Regions from separate parts of the Homo sapiens genome. Here regions 2 and 3 are each linked to region 1. Evidence: chromatin contacts called from ENCODE Hi-C or POLR2A ChIA-PET data. All regions are on one chromosome and are shown on one strand. The core of a region is the stretch at or near the end of the contact, and the rest is flanking DNA. Distances in the headings are between cores, read along the strand shown.

Evidence for each region. A loop is a pair of places that touch in the nucleus more often than their neighbours do. ChIA-PET counts read pairs that join two places held with the same protein, here RNA polymerase II (POLR2A). Pooled maps may share reads with other maps.
Region 2: a loop to region 1 is called in a map with no recorded cell type, with 4 times the contacts of the local background. The contact joins the promoter of ZNF285 here to the promoter of ZNF233 in region 1. A Hi-C loop is called at or near these places in 2 of 37 single-sample maps with no recorded cell type and 3 of 50 pooled maps.
Region 3: a loop to region 1 is called in a map with no recorded cell type, with 5 times the contacts of the local background. The contact joins the promoter of ZNF223 here to the promoter of ZNF233 in region 1. A Hi-C loop is called at or near these places in 1 of 37 single-sample maps with no recorded cell type and 2 of 50 pooled maps. POLR2A ChIA-PET finds 5 or more read pairs at or near these places in 1 of 52 experiments (PC-9).

Annotation. Positions count from the first base shown.
Region 1 is chr19:44,257,133-44,261,602 of GRCh38, reverse strand. It overlaps ZNF233 (zinc finger protein 233), which reads right to left and starts at 1,717. Exons shown (of 5, transcript NM_001207005.2): 1 at 1,665-1,717.
Region 2 is chr19:44,398,873-44,403,290 of GRCh38, reverse strand. It overlaps ZNF285 (zinc finger protein 285), which reads left to right and starts at 1,683. Exons shown (of 4, transcript NM_152354.6): 1 at 1,683-1,723. RefSeq lists an enhancer at 1,530-2,286.
Region 3 is chr19:44,049,600-44,053,928 of GRCh38, reverse strand. ZNF223 (zinc finger protein 223) reads right to left here and starts at 1,893. Exons shown (of 5, transcript NM_013361.6): 1 at 1,734-1,893. RefSeq lists enhancers at 1,667-1,906, 1,726-2,227 and a silencer at 1,947-2,006.

The sequences.
Region 1 (4,470 bases), core at 468-2,967:
AAACCCTATCTATTTATTTATTTTAATAGCAGTGTCAGGTATTTACTCAAATGTCATCTCCTCAGAGTTCTTCCCTGCAAATCCTTAAAAAAATTTTTTTTATTATGACTCTTGAGCATCCCCCAGTCATTGCCTAAACTGTGAAACCATTTCTTTTCCTCTTTTTAATTTTTTTGAGACAGACTCTCACTCTCTTGCCCAGGCTGGAGTGCAGTGGGATGATCTCAGCTCACTGCAACCTCTGCCTCCTGGGCTCAAGCGATCCTCCTGCCTCAGCCTCCCAAGTAGCTGGGACCACAGGTGTGTGGCTAATTTTTAATTTTTTTGTAGAGATGGAGTCTCACTATGTTGCCCAGGCTGCTGTTGAACTCCTGGGCTCAAGCCATCCTCCCGCCTCAGCCTTCCAAAGTGTGGGATTACAGGCGTGAGTCACTGCACCCCCATGGGACTGACATTTCTCAGGGCTGAAGGAGAGTGGCACAAAGGTCAAGAACCCACTCTGCCTGAGCTCAGCCTGAGCTCAAACTCCCAGTTCAGGCTCTTTCCTGTTGTTTTACTTTGGGAAGATAAATGTTTTACCCATCAGTGTTGTCATCTGTAAAACAGGAATTACAATATTATCTTTGTTCTGAAGATTAAGCTAATTAATGCATATAAAGCCTATAGAAGAGACCCTGGCACTCAACGTATTAACAAATTTTATTATTACTCATTCACGAACACATGCCTAATCCAACCTCTCATTTATTCCATAAATATTTGAGCATTTGCCCAGCAGGAAAAATAATATTGCTAATGAGTGTGGGAAATCTGTTCTCCAACTAAGCAGAAATAGCAATAGCATATATTAAGTCCTCTCACGTTGGGACAATGTTACCAAGAGCCAGGGGGTCAACACCCTCCTCTCTGCAGCCCTCCGGTTAGTCAAGGCTGAGGAAGGAAAGGAGGTTGGAAGATATCTAAACTCTGTTTCTGGTCCAGGATGAATGACAGTGGACATCCCCAGGCACCACATGGAGGTGAGACACACTCATGCCTTAAAAGGGAAGGAAAAATAAAAAAGATGGAGAGAAAATTGACACCCCCGTCCCCCCACGTTAGGAATCCAGGAACAGCCTCGCGAGGTGCAGAGATCAGAGAAGGGCGAGTAGCGCTGCACCTGGAGCTCAGAACCCACTGCGGGCTCACAGAAGCTTTCAGAGACTGAATGCCTCTCCTCTCCAGGAAGAAATAACAGATTGGCAACAACCAGCCACCTTTTCAGTGTGTGTCAGGATCGGTCCTACGCATTTTTACATCTATTTATCTTAAGTAAATCTCACGAAACCCCTACCAGTTAGGTACTACTATGAAACTCACTTTACAGAGGAGAAACGGAGAAATTAAGAAACTACCAAGATTATATTGCCAGAAGACAGCAGAGCGTGTGGAAGGTGGGGAAGGCGAGGGAACTTGAGCGCCCGGGAGACCTTCAAACCAAACGTGCGACCAGGAGCCATTCCCAACTTGGAGACCCATGCACCGCCCTAAAAACAAAGGGCAAGCAAACCGTCGTCCCCGCCCTCTGCGACTTCCCTTCACTGAGAGCGAGGGCAGGCACCTGCGAGTCCAACGCCCAGGCCAGGAAAGCTCGCCGTAGATGCAGAGGTTCCGCGCTGACTCACCTCCCAGAGGGGATAGATGACGGCTGCTTCGCCCTCCTGCAGCGGAAGTACACAAGGTTGCAACGGCTTCTGCACTACACTTCCCAGAATGCCCGAGCGGAAACAGGCTACCGCCCTGCCCAGCCAAGAGGGACCAAGAGGGGCCAGGTGCAGTGGCTCACGCCTGTAATCCCAGCACTTTGGGAGGCCAAGGGGGGGTGGATCACTAGGTCAGCAGTTTGAGACCAGCCTGGCCAACATGGTGAAACCCCGTCTCTACTAAAAATACAAAAATTAGCTGGGCGTGGTGGCACATGCCTGTAATCCCAGCTACTCCAGAGGCTGAGGCAGGAGAATTGCTTGAACCCAGGAGGCAGAGGTTGCAGTGAGCCAATATCGTGCCACTGCACTCCAGCCTAGGCGACAGTGAGACTCCAGCTCCAAAAAAAAAAGAAAAAAGAAAAAAAGAAAATCAAGAAGAAGAGAAATATTTACAGTTCTGTACGGTATTGATACTGTAAGTTTACACCATCTGTTTACAAAATAAACCATCTTTCTGAAATGGCAGGCAGCTGCAGCTTCAGACCTCATTCTACAGTACATATCAAGCAATTCAACTTTTTCTTATAATGTCATGACTTTTCTATGCATCTTGGGAGCACTTGCAACATCACTAGTGGCAGTTCACATAGGTCCCATGGTAGTATTCAAGTTTTATAGTATTGCACTAAACACAATAAAAAATAAGAAACCTTTAGATCACTTTTTACTGTAATACGCAATTTACTAGAGAGATGAACTGCTCACTTTGAGATGATTAGCATTACTTGGAATTTTAAGCAGATATTTACACACATGAGCTCACCACAACAGTGACAGGAGATAGCTATTAAATTATTACAGTAGCACAGCATGTACTACAGTTAACTTTATGCAGGCTTGATTTAATATTGCATCTTTGTTTTACATTTCTCTTGACTGTGAACGTACAGTCTGTGTTTGTGTGTGTAAGTTTTTATAAGTTTTACCTTTTTTTAATAGATTCATGTATATTTTATGGTAGTAAATGATAAAATAGACTAATATCTACATATATTTTATGCATTCATGATATACCTAAATTTTTCTTAATTGTTTGATATTTCTAGACTACACGGCTTATCTGTGAGCTTTTTCAAATTGTTGCAAATTTCCAAAAAAAATTGCAATATATTTGTTGAAAAAAAATTCACATATAAGTGGACCCATGCAGTTTAAACCTGTGTTGTTCAAGAGCCAACTGTATTGTAATTTGGAAAAAAACAACATCTAAATTATATCTTGAAAATGCTTCTTCCCTTATTTCAATTTAAATTTTTTTTTGTATCCACTCAGCTTGCTCTTGAGATGATAAATGCAATAGAATGATCATCAATAGATCAAGTCAATGTGGTATCAAAAATGAAGTAATATTTAGCAGCCTTGTAAAAGCACATATATCAGGACTTCTTGCAGAGGCTTTGTTTCCAATGTGATTTTCTCTAGAAAGGAGAAAGTTGTTTTATTTAAGTTATGGGGGTGGGTATTGTGTATAGAGTGGGGAACTGCCTTTGATATTTTCTATCACAAATTTTTTTAGCTCAGTCAGCAGAATTTTATTATTTTAGCACCAAAGGAATCCTGAATCATGTTTTGTTTTCATCTCAAAGTATTTTCTAATTTCCCTGTAACTTCTATCCCCATCGGTTTTTATGAGTGTGCTGTTTAATTTCCACACATTTGTGAATTTTCCAGTTTTCCTCATTACTGATTTGAGTTTCATTTTTTTGTGGCCTGAGAATACATTTCATGTGACTTTATCTTTCTGTTGATACGTGAGATTTTTTATTTTTATTGAGACCTGTTTTGTGGCCTAATGTATGATCTATCCCAGAAAATGTTTCATGACCACTTAAGAAAAATATGTATTCTGCTGGTTTTAGGTGGGGTGCTTTGTATATATCTGCTAGGAGTTTGGTTTATGTTTCCAAATCCTCTAATTCTTTATTGATCTTTTGTCTGGTTGTTGTATCCATTATTGAAAGTGAGATACTGAAGTCTGAAAACATTGTAGAAATATTTATGTCTCCCTTCAGTTCCATCAATTTTCACACCATATATTTGGGGACTAGCTGTGTAATGTCTGTATTGTTATATCTTCTTGATGGATTGACTCTTTTGTCAATATATAATGTCATTGTTTGTCTCTTGTCAAGTTTTTTACCTAAGTCGATTTTGTCTAATATTAATACAATTACTTCAGTTCTCTTTTTTTACATCCTGCATGGAATAATTTTCTTCCATTTTTTCACTCAACATTTTTTGTCTTTGGATTGCAAATAAGTCTCTTATAGACAGCATATAGTTGGATCATGCTGTTTTATCCATTCTGTCCATTTTTGCCTTTTAACTGGAGAGCTTAATCTATTTGCATTTAAATTAATTCCTGATTTTAAAACGGCCTTGCTTCTTTCACTTTGTGATCTGTTTTCTACATGGCTTATCTTTTTTGTTCCTAGGTCTCTTGATTAATGCCTTCTTTCCTAGGTCTCTTGATTAATGCCTTCTTTTCTGTTTGATGTTTTTGCAGCGTACCTTTTTCTTTTTTTTTCCATTTTGAGACAGGGTCTCACTCTGTCACCCAGGCTGGAGTGCAGTGGTGTGATCTCAGCTCACTGCAACCTCTGCCTCCTGGGTTCAAGTGATTCTCATGCCTCAGCCTCCCAAGTAGCTGGGACTACAGGCATGCACCACAATGCCCAGCGAATTTTTGTATTTTTAGTAAAGACAGAGTTTCACCATGTTGGGC
Region 2 (4,418 bases), core at 434-2,933, 140 kb before region 1:
AAAATGACAAATTTACCATTATAGGCTTTTTTTTCTTTCACTTTTTTCTTTTTTCTTTTTTTTTGGTGACAGAGTCTTGCTCTGTCGCCCAGGCTGGAGTGCAGTGGCATGATCTCGGCTCATTGCAACCTCCACCTCCTGGGTTCAAGTGATTCTCTTGCCTCAGCCTCCCAAGTAGCTGGGACTACACGTGCTTGCCACCATGCCTGGCTAAGTTTTGTATTTTTAGTAGCGATGGGGTTTCACCACCTTGGCCAGGCTGGTCTTGAACTCCTCACCGCGTGATCTGCCCACCTCGGCCTCCCAAAGTACTGAGATTACAGGCTTGAGCCACCACGCCCAGACTGGGAACCTTTTTGACATGCACTTTTCAATCGTTGACAGATGCATAATGAAAAAATCTAAGTAAGCACAAATAAGCATGTAGGAAATTTAAATAGCACAGTTAGCAAGTCTGGGGAAAATATAAATGTATGCATATCCATCTGATAGAGAAGACACATTGTTTTCCAACAGACACAGATGTCACAAAAATTAACCTTGTATTAGGTCAAAAATAAAAATGTTCCTGAACTCGTTTTTTAAAATTCAAGTATGTCAAATTAAATCAAGTAATCCTTCAACTTAGAGCAATATATAAGAACATCAAACATGTAAACATCAAAAGACAGAGATAAGCCAAAACAATTGCACTGTCCCTTTATGTGCCCTAAGCTGCGATGTCAAGCTATAGTTGGATATTATTCAACCATTTCCTGCCCATTGCGTAGAGGTGGGGGTCTTCACTTCTCTATCTAGTCTAGGACTGGAACCGCCTCACCACCCCTACAGCTTGAGGGTGCGTGGAAAAGGGAATGCCAGCCAGATATTCCAAACAGAGACTCTGCCAGCAGGACCAGGTGACCTTTCCTAGGAGACAGATTGTTCTCACACGTTATCAGGGCTTTCCTCCAGGCTAAAACTGTGGGCCTCTAATGGAATTCCTATTCAATTTTCTTACCCCATTTAGGGTACCCAAATTTTTCTTTAATAGAAATCTTAAATCTTAAATGCAATAACATGAAGTAAAATAAAGCCTAAGTCTCAACAAGGGCAAATTTTCAAAAAGAATCTGAAAACTTCCCGCGTTTTCTTGTTATGTTGTAATGTGTCTCTTTTAGGACACTCTCAGTACTCCTGCAATTCCCCTGTTAAGGATTCAGACAATAGTTGTTAATTCCTTCTGCTTCTTCTGAGACTAGGAAATAAATTACAGGGCTATGTTATATCGCAAGTGTAGATTATCCAGAGTTTTCATCAACAGAAATAAAACATGGTGGGGGGCGGGGAGGGAATTATTTAAGTGAGTGTTAATTGAAAAGTTTCGTGGTTTTAACGTTAAAAGACATGCCTATAAAATAAGAACTTATAAAAGTCTTCACTAAAACGGTAAAGTGCCCATTTCCAAGTAGTAAAATATTGAAACTTCTTTTCATCGTTGATAGTGATTTATTTAACATTTCATTATTTTATCGTTATTATGATTGTCGTTATTTTAGACGAATGCACGGAAGTCAAAGGACTTCCAAATGCACGGAAGTCAAAGGCCACCTTCACCAGGGTAGCCTTGCGAATGGCCACTGCTGCGCGCGGGGCTTTCTGGGGATTGTAGGCCATAGGCCTCCTTGCGCATGCGCCATGGTACTGGACGCACGCTGCGGGCGACATTGTTTGGGACGCTGGGGTGAGTCCCGTCTGTACCGCGCCCCTCTTGGAGGCGTAGCCAGGAGTAGGAGTGTAGGATGTGCAGCTGTGACCCGTCCCTGTGGACTGAAGTAGGAGGAGTGGAAGAGGGGACTGGTAACCAATGATAAGGCCTCGTAGGTGGGGTAGACTAGGGAAGTTCAGCGGCCCGACCTACCCGGGATAGGATGGGAAGAGCGTGGGCTCGAGCGTGGGCTCGGTTTGGGGAGCAGCCCTGGGTTTGACAAAACAGTGCATCTTCACGTTTCGTGACAGCGACTTGCGCTGTGCCTCCTCGGGTCGAAGCTTAGGGTCAGTCTTGGGATGTGCATCTCTGGATGAGGGCAGAGGGGCGCTGGCTCAGGGTTTTGGAGTAATGGCTGGACTGTGCGTCCCTGAATGGGATGAGGGATTTGCTTAAGCAGCTAGTCTCTGGATATAGAGGATGGCTTCGGCTGTTCTCGCTCAGTTTGGTGGGGGCGATTCTGGCTCAGCACCCCTAGGTTCTTGGATGGGGAGTTGTCTTGGGTCTGAACTCTGGATTTTGGCAGCTCTGACTCCATTGGGGCATTTATGACTTCAAGGCAGAGGTTCTGGCTTTTGGCAATAAAGAAACAACTCAGACTGTAATACTGTAATAACTCCAGAGTTTAATGTCACCGAATACATTTTGAAAAGAACTGTCCCAGGCCTGGCGCGGTGCCTCACGCCTGTAATCCCAGCACTTTGGGAGGCCAAAGTGGGCGGATCACGAGGTCAGGAGATCGAGACCATCCTGGCTAACACGGTGAAACCCCGTCTCTACTACAAAAAACAATTACAAAAAATTAGCCGGGCACGGTGGCAGGCGCCTGTAGTCCCAGCTACTCGGGAGGCTGAGGCAGGAGAATGGCGTGAACCCGGGAGGCGGAGCTTGCAGTGAGCTGAGATCACGCCACTGCACTCCAGCCTGGGCGACAGAGCCAGACTCTGTCTCAAAGAAAAAAGAAAAGAAAAGAACTGCCCCAAATTATTAACTCCATTCTCACCTCACATGCTGTGAGCCAGGGAGTAGGGACTTTGAGTATTATAAAGCACATTAGCAAATATAAGTTGTTAAATTACACTCAACAAATTTGAAGTTTGAACACTCTCTGTATATTTGATAAAGTTAGAGATTTAGTGTTAATTATTTTAGGTGTAATAGCAGCATTTATTACATTTCTGATCGTGTTTCTGGGCAATTGCAGTTCCAGATTCAGCTGCACTTTTCCTCTAGGTCTTCATTCCCTGAAGAAGTTGATATGGGCATCTGGTCTCATTCCTGATGCATTCCTCAGATCAGAGTAGTTGTCAGGGTGAGGGATGAGAAAGGCATTTGTGTGCGAGAGCTGTGTGGACTTTGGCAGATAGGGAAAAAACAAGAGTCTTGAGGTGCCATGTGTCCCATGCCTTTGGCTCCCCACCTTTTCCACCCTGCTGTCTGCCCTGAAAGGCCGCCATTGCCTTCTGGCCTTGCTTGTCTTTGGCCAATGGGAAGTCTCAACAGGAAAGTTTGGAGAGAGGAAGAAGTGTGAGTTGGAGTATCTTGTCCCCCAGTTCTCTCTCTGCAGGATTGTCACAGATTAGCTGCCCTTCTAAACAACAGGTCATAGTTTGGGTGGCCCTGGCCACACAGTCCTCTTAGTTCCAGGCTCCAGGGACTGCTCCCTCCCCTTACCTCTTAAGGCCCAGGTATTATAATGGCACCTCCCTGTCACTCCCCAGGATAGAGCCTTATCCATTGTGATTTCCTTACCCCGAGCCAACACCATTGTAAGCCGTCTGTTTATTAAACTCTCCTCAAATTTCAATGTGCCGTCTGGTTCGTGCCACGGCCCTGACTTGATACAGGCAGGTAGTGTCTGAAGCCAGAAATTCAGGAAACCAAACCCCCAACCATATATGTGTGAGTGCATGTGTGTGGATGTGTGCTTCAAAATAAACCTGTCCCATTATTGGCTCTTCAGTGAGAACAGGTACTGGAAGTAGAGGGTGAGTTTATGTCTTTGCACGTGCATCTAATGTATAATATCCAAGCCAATTCTATTTGTGCATTTGTTAATATTGAGAAACATTGATTGAGTGCTTGTTAAATGATAAGATCCTTACCAAGTACAGTGGATAAAAGACTACAGCTTGGTTATTTTTTTTTTTTTTTAGGATTTGTAGTTTTTTGACAGGGGAAAGGAGGAGTGTTTTCTTGGTAGGTTTTAACTATTGTAAAACGATGTAATTCATGCTGTACTAATGAGTTGAACCCTCCTTATTTTGGCCTTTGTTGGAGCCCAAAATAAGAAGTGATTAATGATGTCTCTTAAAGGTAGGAAAGGAGAGAAAAAGAGTCCAAGGATTTACCAAAAAGACATTTCACATTCTATTAACCTGATTCTATAACCCTGTGAGCTGCAATTCAAAGGGTAGCCCACAGACCAGTGCCAATAAATGATATTGGTCTGTGACCAGATAATTTGAGAACTTGAGTGTAGATGTTGAAAATTTTGTCTTATTGATTAACATAATAATAACAATTGGGCTTTAATTTGCATACCTTCTAAATTTCCTTTTTCTGGTAATTTCTTGTTACTGTATCTTACCAGAATATCAGTCTGTGACAGACTGAAAGTAACAGTAATAATAATTTAAAAACTAGTCCTTTATCACAGATAGTGTGAGAA
Region 3 (4,329 bases), core at 644-3,143, 210 kb after region 1:
TCAAGGTTTAATGGATTTAGGGCTGTGCAGGATGTGCTTTGGTAAAAATGTGTTTGCAGGCAGTATGCTTGGTAAAAGTCATTGCCATTCTCCAGTCTCGATTAACCAGGGACACCATACACTGCGGAAGGCCACAGGGACCTCTGCCCAAGAAAGCCTGGGCATTGTCCAAGGTTTCCACCCACTGAGACAGCCTGAGAGATGGCCTCGTGGGAAGGGAAAGACCTGACCGTCCCCCAGCCCGACACCCATAAGGGGTCTGTGCTGAGGAGGATTAGTGAAAGAGGAAGGCCTCTTTGCAGTTGAGGTAAGAGGAAGGCATCTGTCTCCTGCTCATCCCTGGGAATGGAATGTCTCGGTATAAAACCCAATCGTACATTCTATTTACTGAGATAGGAGAAAACCGCCTTATGGCTGGAGGTGAGACATACTGGCGGCAATACTGGTCTTTACTGCACTGAGATGTTTGTGTAAAGTCACACATAAATCTGGCCTATGTGCACATCCAGGCACAACTCCTTTCCTTAAACTTATTTATGACAGAGTCCTTTGCTCACATGTTTTCCGGCTGACCCTCTCCCCACCATTACCCTATAGTCCTTCCACATCCCCCTCACCAAGATAGTAGAGATAGTGATCAATAAATACTGAGGGAACTCAGAGACCAGTGCCGGTACAGGTCCTCATTTGCTGAGCGCCGGTCCCCTGGGCCCACTTTTCTTCCTCTATACTTTGTGTCTGTGTCTTATTTCTTTTCTCAGTTTCTCATTTCCACCTTGTGAGAAACACCCACAGGTGTGGAGAGGCAGGCCCCCTTCAATATCAAACTCCAAATGAACAACTATGGAAATGTGACAGCTAAAGACAACGCATAAACTGGACTTTGAATAGGTGAAGGGTGGGGCAGAGGACAGTCATAAGGACTTTAAATGAAAAATTTAACAAATTCGTATATGGAACTGCAGATTAGATAACATGATGCTAGGTAATATGCTATCCAACACTATCTAGTAAGTACACTACAAATACTAGTATTCTTTTAACACATCTATCTGACATGTAATCGGTAACAGTATTATTTAACATAATATCCAATATTATCTACCATGTTATGTGAAACCCTATAACCAGCCCTTCCTAAATGCCTCTTACCAAGACACCCCACAATTACCGTGGTATGTGGGCTTCCTTGCTGCAGAAAGCTACCAATCAGCTGTCTCTGGTTACAGGTATGTTCCTGGTGGTATTTGGTTGATGGTCATCAACAAAGCAAACAGGAAAAATGTAAACACTTGGCAAATTTGGGTAAAGGGTATATGAGAATTTCTTATACTGTTTTTGCAATTTTTCTATAGCTTTGAAATGATATCAAACGTTTTAAAATATCAGGCAACAAGAGACCACTCACCAAGTGACAGGGACAACTTTAAGGCTTTCATTTGTATTATCTCTTTCAATTCGCAAAACAATTCTATTAGGATGACCCTATAAGCACCATTTTAAAGAACAGCAATGGGAAGTACAGAGACATTAACATTCCACATCACACTGCGAGAAAGAGTGTACACACTGCATACGTAGGGAGGCGGACTGAGCGAGGTCAAAGTCCTGGAAACCCTCAGAGCAGGGCACACAAGGCCACCCCAATCCCACCCCCCGGGAGGCGAGCAAAGCCCCCCGACGCCAGAAGGCTCCGCTGACGGGAACAATAAACACCCTCCCCGCCCTCGCACCTCTAAACCTCTGCTCTTCGCCAAGGCTTCTTTTCCCCTGAGACGATCATCGATCATCGGGTGGTTGCGAGCCTCAAGCAAAGGGGGTTCGTTCAAAATGTCCTGCAAGACGCAGAAATGGCTCAAACTACCCCGGTCATTAAAGCAGGAACCTCAGACTAGGAGACCGGAAGTGTCCTCTCTGCGCCAGAGTGTCTGGACTCCACTCCCCAGAATTCCCCGGACCCGCCCCCCTGAGCCAAAGGGCCCGGGACTCCGCAGAGTGTCTGGACTATCGTTCCCAGAATTCAACGGTTCACCTGCCAGAGCCAAAATACCCAGTGTTCCACGAGCCAGTGGACTACACTTCCCGTAAAATGGACTACTCTTCCCAGAATTCTCCGGAAACGCCTACCTGAGCTGAAGTATCAGGAATCCCGCAAGGTGTCTGGACTGCAGAGCCTCAGATGCAAAAGGAAAATGTCCATCACCTCACCCTTTAGGCTCAAGTGTTGCGACTACATGGTGCTCCTCGATTACACTTCCCGCAACACCCACGGGGAACGAATTTCATAGCCCCAGGTTCCTGGTGGGGAATGCAGACTGTTACCCTGACAGTTGTCCTTCCCAGAGTCCTCGAGCGAAAATATTGAATAGAAAGAATTTATGAAGTCTAAATGTCTCCCATGATTGACAGGAGTGTTCTTGGACAGGGAACAAGCGAGGAGATACAATATTCAAGGAGCTAGATAGAGTGACTGTTGAGCCGTCAGATGGCTGAAAGGAGGCTCAGGGTTTAAAGCAAGGATATCCAACTCCAGGGCCACAGACCTGTACCGGTCCACTGACTGTTAGGAACCGGGCGGCACAGCAGGAAGTGAGCGGCAGGTGAGGGAGCATTATGGCCTGAGCTCCACCTCCTGTGAGATCAGCCCAGCATTACATTCTCATAGGAGCGCGGATCCTATTGTGAACTGTGCGTGCGAAGGATCTAGGTCAGGCGCTCCTTATGAGAATCTAATGGCTGAGGTGGAACAGTTTCATCCCGAAACCATTCCCCAGTCCGTGGAAAAATTGTCTTCCACAAAACCGGTCCATGGTGCTAAAACGGTTGGGGACCACTGGTTTAAAGAATGAGCCAGGTAGAATGGGTTGGGAGGGGCAATGAGAAGCCAGGAAAGCATCAGCCCCTGTAACTGAAAAGTAGATCAGTGGCTTCCCGTTTGCAACGTCCAGTTAACAAGAGGGAGATCTGGTATAAAGAAAGTGATTTATTCTAGAGCTAGCGTAGGGGAAGTAGCACAGGTGTTGTCTTTAAGTGCACGGCTTGGCTTTTAGAGCAGAAAGCAGGCACTTTTAAAAGGTAGGGGAGGAAGAGGGAAGGGGTCTGTGTGCTGGCTTGGTGCCTTATCTATTAGGCAGTTGAGCTGGCTTTTTCATGGGCAGAAATAAGTTGTAACCAGAAGGGAGAGAGTAGCAGGCACGCTTTCAACTGTTGTCTCTTCAGGCAACCTCCTGGTGAGTGAGAGTTCAGAGGCCAGCATGCTTTAGTTTGTAAATTGACTGTTAATTCTGGAGGAGAGTTCTGGCTTGGAGCACACAGTTAGATGAACTTTCCCTGTAGGAAGTGTCTGGTGAAGGGGAGGTAAAAGTCTATATTTGCATTTTTAAAGGGCTACATAGGAAGTGGGGAACTAAGGGAATGAGAAAAGAGAGAGAAATAAATAAGCTGTCTCTTAGAAAAATGGTGGTTCTCAGTTACAGCCCTAGTCCAGATGCTGTGGTACCACTGGTTTGACAGGAAAAACAAAATTCCAGCCACCAATGGAGAAGCTGTGTCCTCATGGAAAAGCTACATTTAACATTCTCATGGTAGTAATATTTCTACTTTAGATGTAGAAACGCTAAATTTCAGAGAAGTTAGTGAATTGCTAAGTATCTTAAAGCAAGTATAACTGTTGAAGAGCTTGGCATTGGTATCAATCTGACACCCAATGTCTGATTCAATGCCATAAAACTGGAGAAGATTCTATAGGTGACGGAGCATGATTTATTATTAAGAGTTTCTTCCTTTCCATTTCTTGGTTAAAATATCTTCATTATAGGAAACAATTTGAAAACTGGCATATGTTAGTTGAAAGACATTAATAATAGTATAAAGCTAAATCAGGAAACAATTCATCTAAAATTCTCTTTTGAAGATAAACCATATTTTTTGTCCTCCCAAATAAACATACATTGACCTGTCGACCTATATTTTTCTTTTTAAAAAGAGTCTAATGTCCTGTATCCATTTTCCTAAAGTAAAAAAAAATAAAAAAAAATTAAAAAAAGACTGTTCACAATTTTTTTTTGATACAGAGTCTTGCTGTTTTGCCCAGGCCAGAGTGCAGTGCGCGATCTCGGCTCACTGCAACCTCTGCTTCCTGGGTTCAAGTGATTCTCCTGCCTCAGCCTCCCAAGTAGCTGGGACTACAGGCATGTGCCACTACGCCTGGCTAATTTTTTGTATTTTTAGTAGAGATGGGGGTTTCACTGTGTTAGCCAGGATGGTCTCAATCTCCTGACCTCGTGATCTGCCCACCTTGGCCTCCCAAAGTGCTGGGATTACAGGTGT